3 separate regions of the Homo sapiens genome follow, and all the other regions are linked to region 1. Evidence: chromatin contacts called from ENCODE Hi-C or POLR2A ChIA-PET data. All regions are on one chromosome and are shown on one strand. The core of a region is the stretch at or near the end of the contact, and the rest is flanking DNA. Distances in the headings are between cores, read along the strand shown.

Region 1 (3,896 bases), core at 387-2,886:
GTCAAACTCTATAAAAAATTTGAAGAGATGTATTCCGAGCCAAATATGAGTGACCATGGCCTGTGACACAGCCCCAGGAGATCCTAAGAACATGTGCCCAGGTGGTCAGACTACAGCTTGGTTTTATACACTTTAAGGAAACATAAGACATAAATTAATACAGGTAAGATGTACATTGGTTCAGTCTGGAAAAGGTGGGACAACTCGAAGTGGGGGGTGTCCAGGTCACAGGTGGATTCAAAGATTTTCTGATTGGCAAGTGCTTGAAAGTGTTAAGTGATTATCTAAAGATGTGGAATCAATAGAAGGGAGTGTCTGGGTTAAGATAAGAAGTTGTGGAGACTAAGGTTCTTATTATGTAGATGAAGCCTCCAGATAGCAGGCTTCAGAGAGACTAGATGGTAAATGTTTCTTAACAGACTTTAAAAGGTGCCAGACTCTTAGTTAATTCTCTCCTAGATCAGAAAAAAGACCTGGAAAGGAAAGGGAATTCTCTATAAAACATAGGTTTTCCCCACAAGAGACAGCTTTGCAGTGCCATTTCAAAATGTGTCAAAGAAATGTATTTTGGGATAAAATATCTTGATTTCTTTCAGGTCCTGCTGTCTGTCATGTGGTTATCTTATTGCTACGCAGAGTCTGTTTTGTCAGTCTTATGGTCTCTGTTTTAATGCTAATGTTAGTCAGCAGTGCCTGAATTCCAAAGGGAGCAATATAAACTGAGGCATGTCTGATCATGCATTCCCATCATGGCCTGAACTGGTGTGCTTATTTTAGAATGCCCTTGGCCAAGAGGAGAGGTCCATTCAGCTGGTTGTGGGGCTTAGAATTTTATATTTGGCTTACGAATGAAACCTACCATGTTGTTTATACTGCCATTGTGTTACCATTATTTGTAGACAAACCTCATCCTCGTTTGTGTTTCTAAGACCAGGAAGCTTCTTTAGGGGAATTGTCTCTGTGTCTTTTTTAATCTCTATCATAGCATCCATGCAGTGCACATAGAACCAAGTCCTCGATAAATATTTATGGAATGAAGAACTTGAATTAAACCAACTTGGAGAATGGTGTGGAAAGTACTGGGCTAGATGACGTGGGTTCTGAAGATGAAGAGAACAGTATCTCATTCTCAAAGAACTGATAGTAAAATTACATGTGGGTTGTGGGTGTGTCACTGTTTGCCACCGACGCACCTGGGTGGGGTCAGGCAGAAGGTGCCTGTCCTCTGTGTCTCAATAAAACACAAGATGCCCATTCACTTCTGGTTTTCTCCTGGTATCATTGGCTCTTCGGTGTCTGCTGGAAAAGCTGGGCTTTTCCCAGTGTTACCATGACGTCTGAGCTTTGAGAGCTGTTTCTTTTCCCCTCGGAGCCTGAGAGAGATTATTCCAGTGATATCTGAATAGCTTGAGTTCGCTGGGTATGAACACAGAGGAAGTGGTTCCCTAGCAACAGGCGCCTCTGAAAGCCTCTTAGCACTCAGTACTTCTCCGGGCTTTTTGTTTCCCCTCGTTCATGCTGCCTGTCAGCAAATGGCCAGAGTGATTGCACCTGCTCCAAATTAGGGCTGGTCAGTTCGACCCCAGCAGTTCGGTTTTACTAAGTCAAAGTTCCTCTTTCAGTCAAGCTTCCTTGTGAGGCCTGGGGCCTATTTTGCTCCTGGTTAGACCATAATTACCTCAGATGACACTTCCTTCTTTGTTGTCTAGATTTTGACCAGAAATGGAAAATACCGAAGTGACTGAGATCATTTTAATTGAATTAGTAAAAGAATACTTTTTTTTTTTGGCACGTCTTTTCAAATATGCTAAACCTCTTAAGAAAATGTTTTATATCGCCTTTTTTTTTTTCCGCTAAAAATGGATTCTCACTCCATTTTTTCAGTTTCTCCGCAGAAGACTTAACAAATTCTGCCTTCCTTAACTGTGTCAGCATCTCAATACATATTTGAATATATGAGTTGGTTGGGGCAATATTAGAGGGTGTTTACCGCATTGCCTTGGCATCTGGAGACAGCCCTTACTGAGAGCATTGGTCATTGGTACAGACCATGGCATATAACTCTGAGATGAGTCCAGAATTGTTGACTGCAAATGCCTTGTTTCATTTTCAAACAGCAATCCATATTACTGTTTGAATTAGCAATCTTTTTTTTTTTTTTTTTTTGAGATGGAGTCTAACTTTGTCACCCAGGTTGGAGTGCAATGGCACGATCTTGGCTCCTCTGCAACCTCCGCCTCCCAGGTTCAAGTGATTCCTCCTGCCTCAGCCTCCCGAGTAGCTGGGACTACAGTCACCCACCACCATGCCTGGCTAATTTTTTTGTACTTTTTTTAGTAGAGACGGGGTTTCACCAAGTTGGTCAGGCTGGCTTCAAACTCCTGACCTCAAGTGATCCACCCACCTTGGCCTCCCAAAGTGCTGGGACTACAGGCCTGAGCCACTGCACCCAGACTGAATTAGCAATTTTATAGGAGATGGTTATACGTCTCTGCCTACCAGTTGGTTAGTATCGATTTGTAGCACTGAAAATCTGGCCAAGACTGTGGTGATGAATGACAGCATACAACTAAATTGAGCCTCACAGCTCCCGGAATTCTTCTTGTCTGTACCTTTTAAAATATTTTCTTTCCTTCATTCATTCAACCAACAAATATTTGTAATTATAATTGAGTGTCTGCTATGTGGAAGACTTTCTGTGGGAAAAACGTGAATGGCCCATCTTAGGAAGTTCTCCATTTAAAAGAGGAGAAAATGGAGCCGGGCACAGTGGCTCACACTTGTAATCCCAGCACTTTGGGAGGCCGAGGCAGGCGGATCACGAGGTCAGGAGATCAAGACTATCCTGGCTAACACGGTGAAACCCCGTCTCTACTAAAAATACAAAAAAATTAGCCAGGCCTGGTGGTGGGTGCCTATAGTCCCAGCTACTTGGGAGACTGAGGCAGGAGAATGGCGTGAATCCAGGAGGCGGAGCTTGCAGTGAGCAGAGATTGTGCCACTGCACTCCAGCCTGGGTGACAGAGTGAGACTCCGTCTCAAAAAAAAAAAAAAAAAAAAAAGGAGAAAATGGAAGGTAAATCAGTACAACCTCAATGGAAAACAGTATGGCGAGCTCTCAAGGAACTAAGAGTAGATCTACTATTTGACCCAGCAGTCCCACTGCTGGGTACCCACCCAAAGGAAAAGAAGTCATTATATCAACACCTTGCACTCATATGTGTATTGCAGCACAATTCACAATTGCAAAGACATGCAATCAACCTAAGTGCCCATCAAGCAATGAGTGGATAAAGAAAATGTGGCATTTATATGCTATGGAATACGCCTCAGCTATAAAAAAGAATAAATGTCTTTTGGGCAACTTTGATGGAGCTGGAGGCCATTATCCTAAGTGAAGTAACTCAGGAATGGAAAACCAAATACTGCATGTTCTCACTCCTAAATGGGAGCTAAGCGATGGGCATACAGAGTGGTACAGTGGACACTGGAGACTCAGGAGGAGGGAGGGTGGACGGGGGTGAGGAATGAAAAATTCCCTATTAGGTACAATGTACACTATTTGGGTGACAGGTACACTAAAGGCCCAGACTCCCTCACTATATAATTCATCTATGTCACCAAAAACCGCTTGTACCTCTAAAGCTATTGAAATAAAAAAAACATTTTTTTAAGTGGGTAAGATGCATACACATGTAACTAATGACTGTCAAGCAAGATCACAGCCTAAAGAAAGATAAGCCATGCATTACGGACAATCTGTTTAATCACCTATCACCTCTTCCCCGAGAGGACACTGGTGGAGTTTTAGAGTAACCAACCTTGCAGAGTGGTCAACTGGAGAGGAGGGAGGAGAGCTGAGAAGTTTGGGTCTGTTCTGCAGATAAATCGAGGGC
Region 2 (3,896 bases), core at 996-3,495, 490 kb before region 1:
CTGGCTGAGCAAATTACTAACTGACACTCAGGACAAATATATTTTCATCCAGTTGGATAGGCATCTACTTCAAAGCGTCCTTCCCAGTCACTGCCTTTTATTCTGTATCTCTCTGTAACCAAGCTTCTTGGAAATTTGGAGATATTTTAAAGTGGAAGTATTATACAGAAAAGCTGTGAGGTCCCAGGCTCCTAGTGGTTTCTGGAAAGCCATAACCAGTAGCAGTTAGAATACATGGTAGAAGTGGGAGAGGGATAATCCCCTAGGTTGTGAAGTCACAGGCATGTCCACCATGATTTTGGTCCCTCCCACCCAGCCTGTGGCCCCAAGATAATGCTGAACACATAGTAAATGTTCAATAATTACTTGATAGTAAGTTGCAGTAGGCTTTACCATTGAGGTTGAAACAATGGTAGCTTTCAGAAGTATTTTATGGCCTGGGAATATGTGATGGCACCACCTCTAGAGCCAGACTTATCCACTCATTCATTCCACAAGCATTTGTATTAGTATGTACTGGTGTGAGGCATTGGAGACCTTAGGGACGCAATTAAGAATAGACTTCTTAAGTAGCACATACAAATGCATACATAAATCACACTATAACAGTACAACGGATTCACCAATTCACAGGGTGCCAGCAATAGGAACACCGGGAGAGGAAAGCCTAAAATAGTCCTACTCCCAAACCAGAGAATATACAAAACTGAACGTATCTGCAGCATATTTCTAGCTCATGTACCTGGCTGTGATATGTTTGTTTAATCCCAATTGCTAGTCAGATATTGATGAGTGTCCTTGGCCACCAGGTGATTTTAAATATAAACATCATGATAGCACAAATTTGATTCTATTGATGAAAATAAACTGCTTGTTGTGAGGTGGCAAAACCTTACTATTTTTAAACCACTAGGGTACCATTTGACAAAGTCTTAATGTATCTTCCAAAATAAGCACTGTTTTCTATTTTAGAATTGGAGTGGAAATATGAATCTATAGCTCAAGTGCTCAGTTCTTTTTTCTTTTTCTCCAGCTCTGTTGCCCAGGCCAGAGTGCAGTGGCACAATCTTGGCTCACTGCAACCTCCGTCTCCCAGGCTGAAGCTATCTTCCCACCTCAGCCTCCTGAGTAGCTGGGACTACAAGTGCGTGCCACTGTACCTGGCTAATTTTTTTTTTTCCTTTTGGTAGAGGCTGGGTTTCCCCTTATTGCCCAGGCTGGTCTTGAACTCCTGGGCTCAAGCTATCCACCTGCCTCAGCCTCCCAAAGTGCTGGGATTACAGGCATGAGCCACTGTGCCCAACAGCGTGCTTAGTTCTTAAACAGTTTCTCTCACTATTGCACATGCCTTTCATATTTGGATGTCACAGAGGAATTATCCATTTTAAATGGAAAAGTTCATTACTTTAAAACATGAATAACCAGTGGAAAGAAAAGTTCCTTTATAACCTAGATGCTAGGTAACAAAACTAGCACTTTGTGTTTTGTTTGTGATTGTTTGTGACAGGGTCTCTCTCTGTAGTTAGACACTTAAAGCTTTTCATTGTTAGCCCCCCTAGTAAAAATCTTTATCAGGGAACATTTCCTCCTCTGCAAAAAAGTGGTTTGTTTAGTTCTGTTGCTTCAAGATTAGTGTTCTGTCGTACCCAAGAGATCTTGATAATGGAGTTTTTCATATCATGTATCTCTCCTCCCGAAAGCTGACTTAAACGTAGATTAGGAGAGTAGTGATAACCGTGGAAACTATTTTACTTCAGTTATAAAATGTGGTTTATCTCTGCAATCTTCCTGCTTCGTGACTTCTAAGCACCTGCAGGATGACTGAGCGGGGGCTGGTATTCTTCTGCATTGCCTGTTACCGTCTTCACTCCACTACCTTTTATTCCTCACCTACATCCTAACACAGTTATTTTCTACTGCATGTAACAGCTGTGTTTTTTGAAATGATTAATTGTATGCAATTCAATTTCATTTAATGATTTTTGTTTGTTGGTTGGTTTCACCATCTTTGCATTTCCTGCAGAAGTCCTGGAGGGTATTTGGGAGCCAAAAAGAAAAAGAAGAAACAGAAGAGAAAAAAGGAGAAACCAAATTCCGGAGGCACCAAGTCAGACTCGGCATCTGATTCCCAGGAGATTAAAATTCAGCAGCCTTCGAAAGTGAGAGCTCTGTTTTATTTTTTCCTCTGTGTGGTTTCTCGTGCATGAGTGGGTTTACGCAGTTTAGCGCGCTGCTGCATCAGATGTGTAGGGACTTTGTTGTGACTGTGTGTTGAATGCCACTAGTAACTGGAAGCTCTTGACAGCCTCCTTAAAATGGACTTTGGCACCCAAATAACGAAGGGGTACACTGTGCTTTTGTGTGTGTGTGGATACCTGCTGTGTTTTTCCCTTTTCTCAGTGAATTTGTATTTAGATTGTCGTTCTAGAAGAAAGTCTCAGTGTGAGCTTGTTAGGTTTTTTTGAAATTACACTTTAATATTTGATTACTTTTCGTTCAGAAGATATTCACATTGTAATTTTTCTGGGTGTCTGTCTAATTACCTGAATAGCACAACACCATCTGGCAGCAGATTTCAGCGGGAGCAGCCATGGGTAAGTCTCTCGTTGACTTTGAATTAAACCAGTTTGCAGCGGTCGTTCTTCATTCTAATGCCAAGGGTGGGAAATAGTTCCTGACATTCTCCTAGTTTAAACCAAACCAGAAGTTGTCCAGCTGGGCCCCGTGTTGGCAGATGGTGGCCAAGAAGAGGGTTGATTGTACTGCGTGGGTGTCTGGTGGCACAGATGGCAGCCATCCCTGTCTGTGGAGCCAACCCCCAGGCACCCTGTATGCTGGGCCTCTGGGAAACACAAAGCCCTCTTGATGCAAGAAACTCACAGTGAAAAGGGTAGAACCAGCCAGGCACGGTGGCTCACGCCTGTAGTCCCAGCACTTTGGGAGGCCGAGGTGGGAGGATCCATTGAGCCCAGGAGTTCAAGGCTGCAGTGAGTTATGATCACACCACTGCACTTCATCCTGGACAACAGTGAGAGACCCTGGCTGAAAAAAATAAAAAAAGAAAAAGAAAGAAAAGAAAGAAAAGGGGTAGAATTAGAAATATTACAAAATAGAGATGATTTTGATGATCGTACCTACAAATAAATTATTGTGAATAGGCTGGGCACGATGGCTCATGCCTGTAGTCCCAGCACTTTGGGAGGCCAAGGCAGGCGGATCCCTTGAGCCCAGGAGTTCAAGACCAGCCTGGGCAACATGGCAAAACCCTGTCTCTACTAAAAATACAAAAAGTTAGTTAGGCACGGTGGCATGCACCTGTAGTCCTAGCTACTTGGGAGGCTGAGGTGGGAGGATAGCTTGAGCCTGGGAGGTGGAGGTTGCAGTGAGCCAAGATCACGCCACTGCACTGCAGCCTGGCGACAGAGACCATGTCAATCAATCAATCAGTCAATCAATGTGAGTAGCATGTGGTATTGTGGAAACAGCTCAAGGGGTGATGTCTGAGACCTTGAGCTTGGTCTCTGCCCCCTTGCTCACTAGTTGTGTGCCTTTGCCTGGGTACTGCACTTCCTTCAGCCCAGTTCCTTCTCTTCTCTCTAACTCGCAGTTCGATCTTGAGGTTCCAGTTGGAGCATTTTTATTGAAGAGTTTTTACATCCTAAAACAGTGCATATATATATATATATATATATATATATATATATATATATATATATAGTAGTTGTTACCATTCTACAAGCTTTGTGGATTTCCTTTTTTCTTATGCAGAGTTTCTGTTGTGTTCCATGAAGTGAGACTTGCAGGTAGTTTTGATGTTGTCACCTGTTTTACACAAAAGAACCAGGAATCACTGAGAAGGAAAATTACTTGCCCCAATTTTTCCCTGACTGACTGCA
Region 3 (3,896 bases), core at 714-3,213, 480 kb before region 1:
GGCACATGGCTGTAGTCCCAGCTACTAGGGAGGCTGAGGCAGGAGAATCGCTTGAACCTAGGAGGCACAGGTTGCAGTGAGCTGAGATCACGCCATTGCACTCCAGCCTGGCCACAGAGCGAGACTCCATCTCATAAATAACTAAATAAATAACTAAATACATACGTACATACATACATACATACATACAAACTTCAAAAATGCCTCTTTTTTTCACTATGGGCAAATGCTGTTCCACTTTGGTCTCTCCAAATTTCAGTTTCTTGAACCTCAAGCAGCCTAGCTTATGTACAAGGAAAAGACACACTTACATGTAGGTTGCCTACAATGGAGTGAAGAATAAGGAGTTTTAGCACATACCATTGGTTTACTCACAATGATTTTCTTAAAGTGCTAAAGCTATTTTTGACTTGACTCCATTCATCAGCCTTAATATTTTTGTACAAGAGTCAATCTTCTCCTGGGTATAGGCGTGTATTATGAAACCAGACTGTGGCATCTTACTTCCAGTGAACCTGGGTTCCTGGTAGCAGTCCTGTTCCAGTCGTGCTGTGATAGTGACTGCCTTTCCCCCACCCATAAATTGAAGGTTATGAAGTGCTTTCAAATACATTATTCAATTTATTCTCACAGCAACCTTTTGAAGTTAGTACTTCTTATCCCCATTTTACAGATGAAGAAACTGAGGTATGTGACAGTTGGCACTTAGGCGAGGATGTGTTAATATCACCAAGTGGAGGGCTTGGGATGCAGGCCCCAGACCTCCATGTTTCCCTGTTAGCTCCCTCTGCCTCTGCCATCCCCTCTAACATTACCCACTATGGGGACACCATGGCTCAGCCCCACTGAATGTCTCACTGTGAGTACAGCATAAATCAAGGCAGAAAAGGACGATTGTCAAGATGCAAACAGTTCTCATTGGCTTGCCCCAGTCTCCTTTCCCCCTTTTAAGTCATAGGAAAGGAAAGGAAAATAAAGAGTAAATTAATAGAATAAAAGAGAGATTAAAGTACAGATATTATGAAATTGGAAGGTGCTGGCAGCAGTCCCTTGGGTGTCTGCCTCTTGAGTTAAACTGGACAGAACTGCATACACCGGATGCCCCTTCCTCTCCTATGGGCCCAGATGGGTGATACCACTGCTAGCAGTCAAGTTATTTAAGAACATTTTTGTACCATTCAGCGTAAAAGCAAACTTATGGAATACAGCTTTTGCTGTATAGATCAATCTCATTTTCTGCTTCATTGTTACTCTTTTTGCTTGTAGGAGTGCCAGCTTTCTGTCTTTTTCATGGACTTTTGAATATAGGAGCTAACATTTATTGTGGCCGGCGTTATGCTCGACATTTAACAGCCGTAGTCTCATTTACTAATCACAACAGCCACAGGAGGATGGGTCCTTATCCCCATAGCACAGAAGGGGCCATGAGAACACAGATTGACTTGCTCAGAGTCTGCTGGCCAGAAGCAGAGCTGTCGCAGGGCCTGCGCCATTCACAACTGTTACCTAAAATACTAAGGTTTCCCCAAGAAACACGCCTTACGATGCCTCCCTACCCTTTCAGTGTTTGGGGAGATTTTATTTTGTTTTGTTTTTTTGATCTGGTGTTGAGTATTTCCAAGTTCGATTTTGCGCATCTGTGTCAATGAGCTGAAAGGTAATTTGATGTTGATAAAAAGCAGAAGTCAGAGAATGATCCACTAAGGTCTTAGCACTGTGCTGCAAGGAGGGTGTGCTTGCTTAGACATGTCGAGGCATATAAGGTGTTCTATATTTAGTGGCATTAGATGGTTTTTTTAGTGGTTAGCATTCTGTTTGCTCCTTTTTGAATCATATAAATAACCATAATCATTGCTTACATCTCTTCTCTGGAATCTTGGCTCTCAAACGGTTTGTACCACAACTTGACAGATAACAACACTACTGTTTTTTAATAGAGCTCTGAGCTTCATTTCCTTATGTACTTATAAGCAGATTTTACACAGATTTCAATCTACGTAGAGGCCCATGAATCATGCATATTAGTTGGGCCATGGGAAAGGATATCTGATTCAGATACAGAGTTTGCTTATGAAACTGAGATTTTTCTTATTTACTGGAAATGATTCTCTGCATTTTATTGAACTCTCAGAAAACATGACCGCTTCACTATTCCATTATACGGAAGCTAGCCATTTTAATGTAAGCCCAATAGCCTTCCTGGTTCTTTCTGAGGACAATAGTTATAATTTGAGTGTTTGTTTTGCTTTTCAAAAGTTATTTCTTTTTTTTTTTTTTTTTTTTTTTTCTGTGAGACGAAGTCTCGCTTTGTCGCCAGGCTGGAGTGCAGTGATGCGATCTTGGCTCACTGCAACCCCCGCCTCCTGGATGCAAGCAATTCTCCTGCCTCAGCCTCCTGAGTAGCTGGGACTACAGCCACGTGCCACCACACCCAGCTAATTTTTGTATTTTAGTCCATGTTGGCCAGGATGGTCTCGATCTCTTGACCTTGTGATCCGCCTGCCTCAGCCTCCCAAAGTGCTGAGATTACAGGTGTGAGCCACCGTGCCTGGCAGTATTTCATTCTTACACAGATTATTTTAGCTATTAGTCAGCAAATGTAAATATTCTTACCCTGTTTTCTAGGACTTTCTGTTTTTTATAGCTGGTACATCCTGGTGTGCTCTTATGCTTTAATGCTTCTATAAAAATTTGTTCAAAATGCTTATAAGTTGCCAAACTTATGATACTTTTTACCTGAATTTAGGCAACATATTGCTTGTCTAAATTCTGCTACTTATTTTTCTAACCTTTAGAGACCTAAGATAGCAGTTCTCAAAGTGTGGCCCAGGGACCTCTGGAAGTCCCCCAAGATCTTTGAATCTATGCAGTCATTTTTTTTTTTTAACTATTTTCATAATAACACTAGTATGTAATTTTTTCACTTTCATTCTCGTCTGAGTATACTGTGAAGTCTTCCAGAGGCCATGTGGCATGTGTATTTCTGTAGTCTTTTGTTTAAAAATGTTCTCAGTTTTGATTTCTAATGCGATAAGTGTGGATATGCATAACCCACATAAGCAAAGCTCTTTGGAGGTACTCAATCATTATTAACAGCGTAGGCCAGGTGCAGTGGCCCATGCCTGTAATCCCAGCACTTTGGGAGACCGAGGTGGGCAGATCACAAGGTCAGGAGATCGAGACCATCCTGGCTAGTACGATAAAACTGCATCTCTACTAAAAATACAAAAAATTAGCTGGGCGTGGTGGCACGTGCTTGTAATCCTAGCTACTTGGGAAGCTGAGGCAGGATCAAATCACTTGAACCCGGGAAGCAGAGGTTGCAGTGAGCTGAGATCACACCACTGCACTCCAGCCTGGGCGACAGAGTAAGACTCCATCTCAAAAAAAAAAAAGAGTGTAAAAGGGTCCCAAGACCAAAATATTTGAGAACTGCTGCTTTAAGGCGATCTGCTGGGCAGTTCCTTTAGTGGTTTCACAGTTGGATATTCAATGAATGAGAATTGTGCTCCAGAAGAATGTTTTGCTCTAGAAGGAAGTTGGCAAATTTTTTTTTCATTTCTGAATGTTCTCTATTAACAGATATCATATATCCTGTGGCTTTCATTAATTCATCTAATTGCTTGATATTGTTGATTGTTACTGAACCAGTAACAAAAGAAAAAAAATTCTGATATTGAGAAAGGCTATTTGAAATTTATCAAGCTAAGTCTGCCTCATAGCAGAAACTAATTTTTTAAATGACTATGATATATATTTTATATGGTTTTGGTCTTCCCACTAGCATTTAGAAGTGCTTATTTATTTCCAGTGGAGATCTGGACATTTCTGACTCATTGGTTTTGAGAGGTACTAAAAGACTAAAGGTATGCATTGCCTGTTAAATGTGAAGGACT

The links. Hi-C counts contacts between places; a loop is a spot of excess contacts on that map. ChIA-PET counts read pairs that join two places held with the same protein, here RNA polymerase II (POLR2A). Pooled maps may share reads with other maps.
Region 2: a pooled map shows a loop between it and region 1 (5-fold over the local background). The contact joins two enhancer-like sites. A Hi-C loop is called at or near these places in 2 of 37 single-sample maps with no recorded cell type and 3 of 50 pooled maps. POLR2A ChIA-PET finds 5 or more read pairs at or near these places in 1 of 52 experiments (activated CD4-positive, alpha-beta T cell).
Region 3: a loop to region 1 is called in a pooled map, with 9 times the contacts of the local background. The contact joins two enhancer-like sites. A Hi-C loop is called at or near these places in 1 of 168 maps with a recorded cell type or tissue (CD8-positive, alpha-beta T cell), 1 of 37 single-sample maps with no recorded cell type and 7 of 50 pooled maps. POLR2A ChIA-PET finds 5 or more read pairs at or near these places in 1 of 52 experiments (BJ).

The regions. Positions count from the first base shown.
Region 1 is chr10:14,645,956-14,649,851 of GRCh38, reverse strand. All of the region lies in intron 2 of FAM107B (family with sequence similarity 107 member B), which reads left to right. Among named protein-coding and RNA genes, the nearest start is that of FAM107B, 130 kb to the left of the region's middle. RefSeq lists enhancers at 660-1,160, 1-1,187, 1,691-1,860. Within about 2 kb of position 1,636, at least 28 of the 41 ENCODE cell types and tissues checked have a DNase peak (open chromatin) inside an H3K27ac peak, as active enhancers do.
Region 2 is chr10:15,139,685-15,143,580 of GRCh38, reverse strand. It overlaps NMT2 (N-myristoyltransferase 2), which reads left to right. Exons shown (of 12, transcript NM_004808.3): 2 at 2,024-2,159. It overlaps LOC107984210 (a long non-coding RNA gene), which reads right to left. Exons shown (of 2, transcript XR_007062067.1): 1 at 3,729-3,896; 2 at 2,452-3,042. Among named protein-coding and RNA genes, the nearest start is that of NMT2, 27 kb to the left of the region's middle. Within about 2 kb of position 2,245, at least 2 of the 41 ENCODE cell types and tissues checked have a DNase peak (open chromatin) inside an H3K27ac peak, as active enhancers do.
Region 3 is chr10:15,121,923-15,125,818 of GRCh38, reverse strand. The region is part of intron 8 of NMT2 (N-myristoyltransferase 2); the gene reads left to right. Among named protein-coding and RNA genes, the nearest start is that of RPP38, 27 kb to the right of the region's middle. RefSeq lists enhancers at 1,718-1,857, 2,764-2,943. Within about 2 kb of position 1,963, at least 4 of the 41 ENCODE cell types and tissues checked have a DNase peak (open chromatin) inside an H3K27ac peak, as active enhancers do.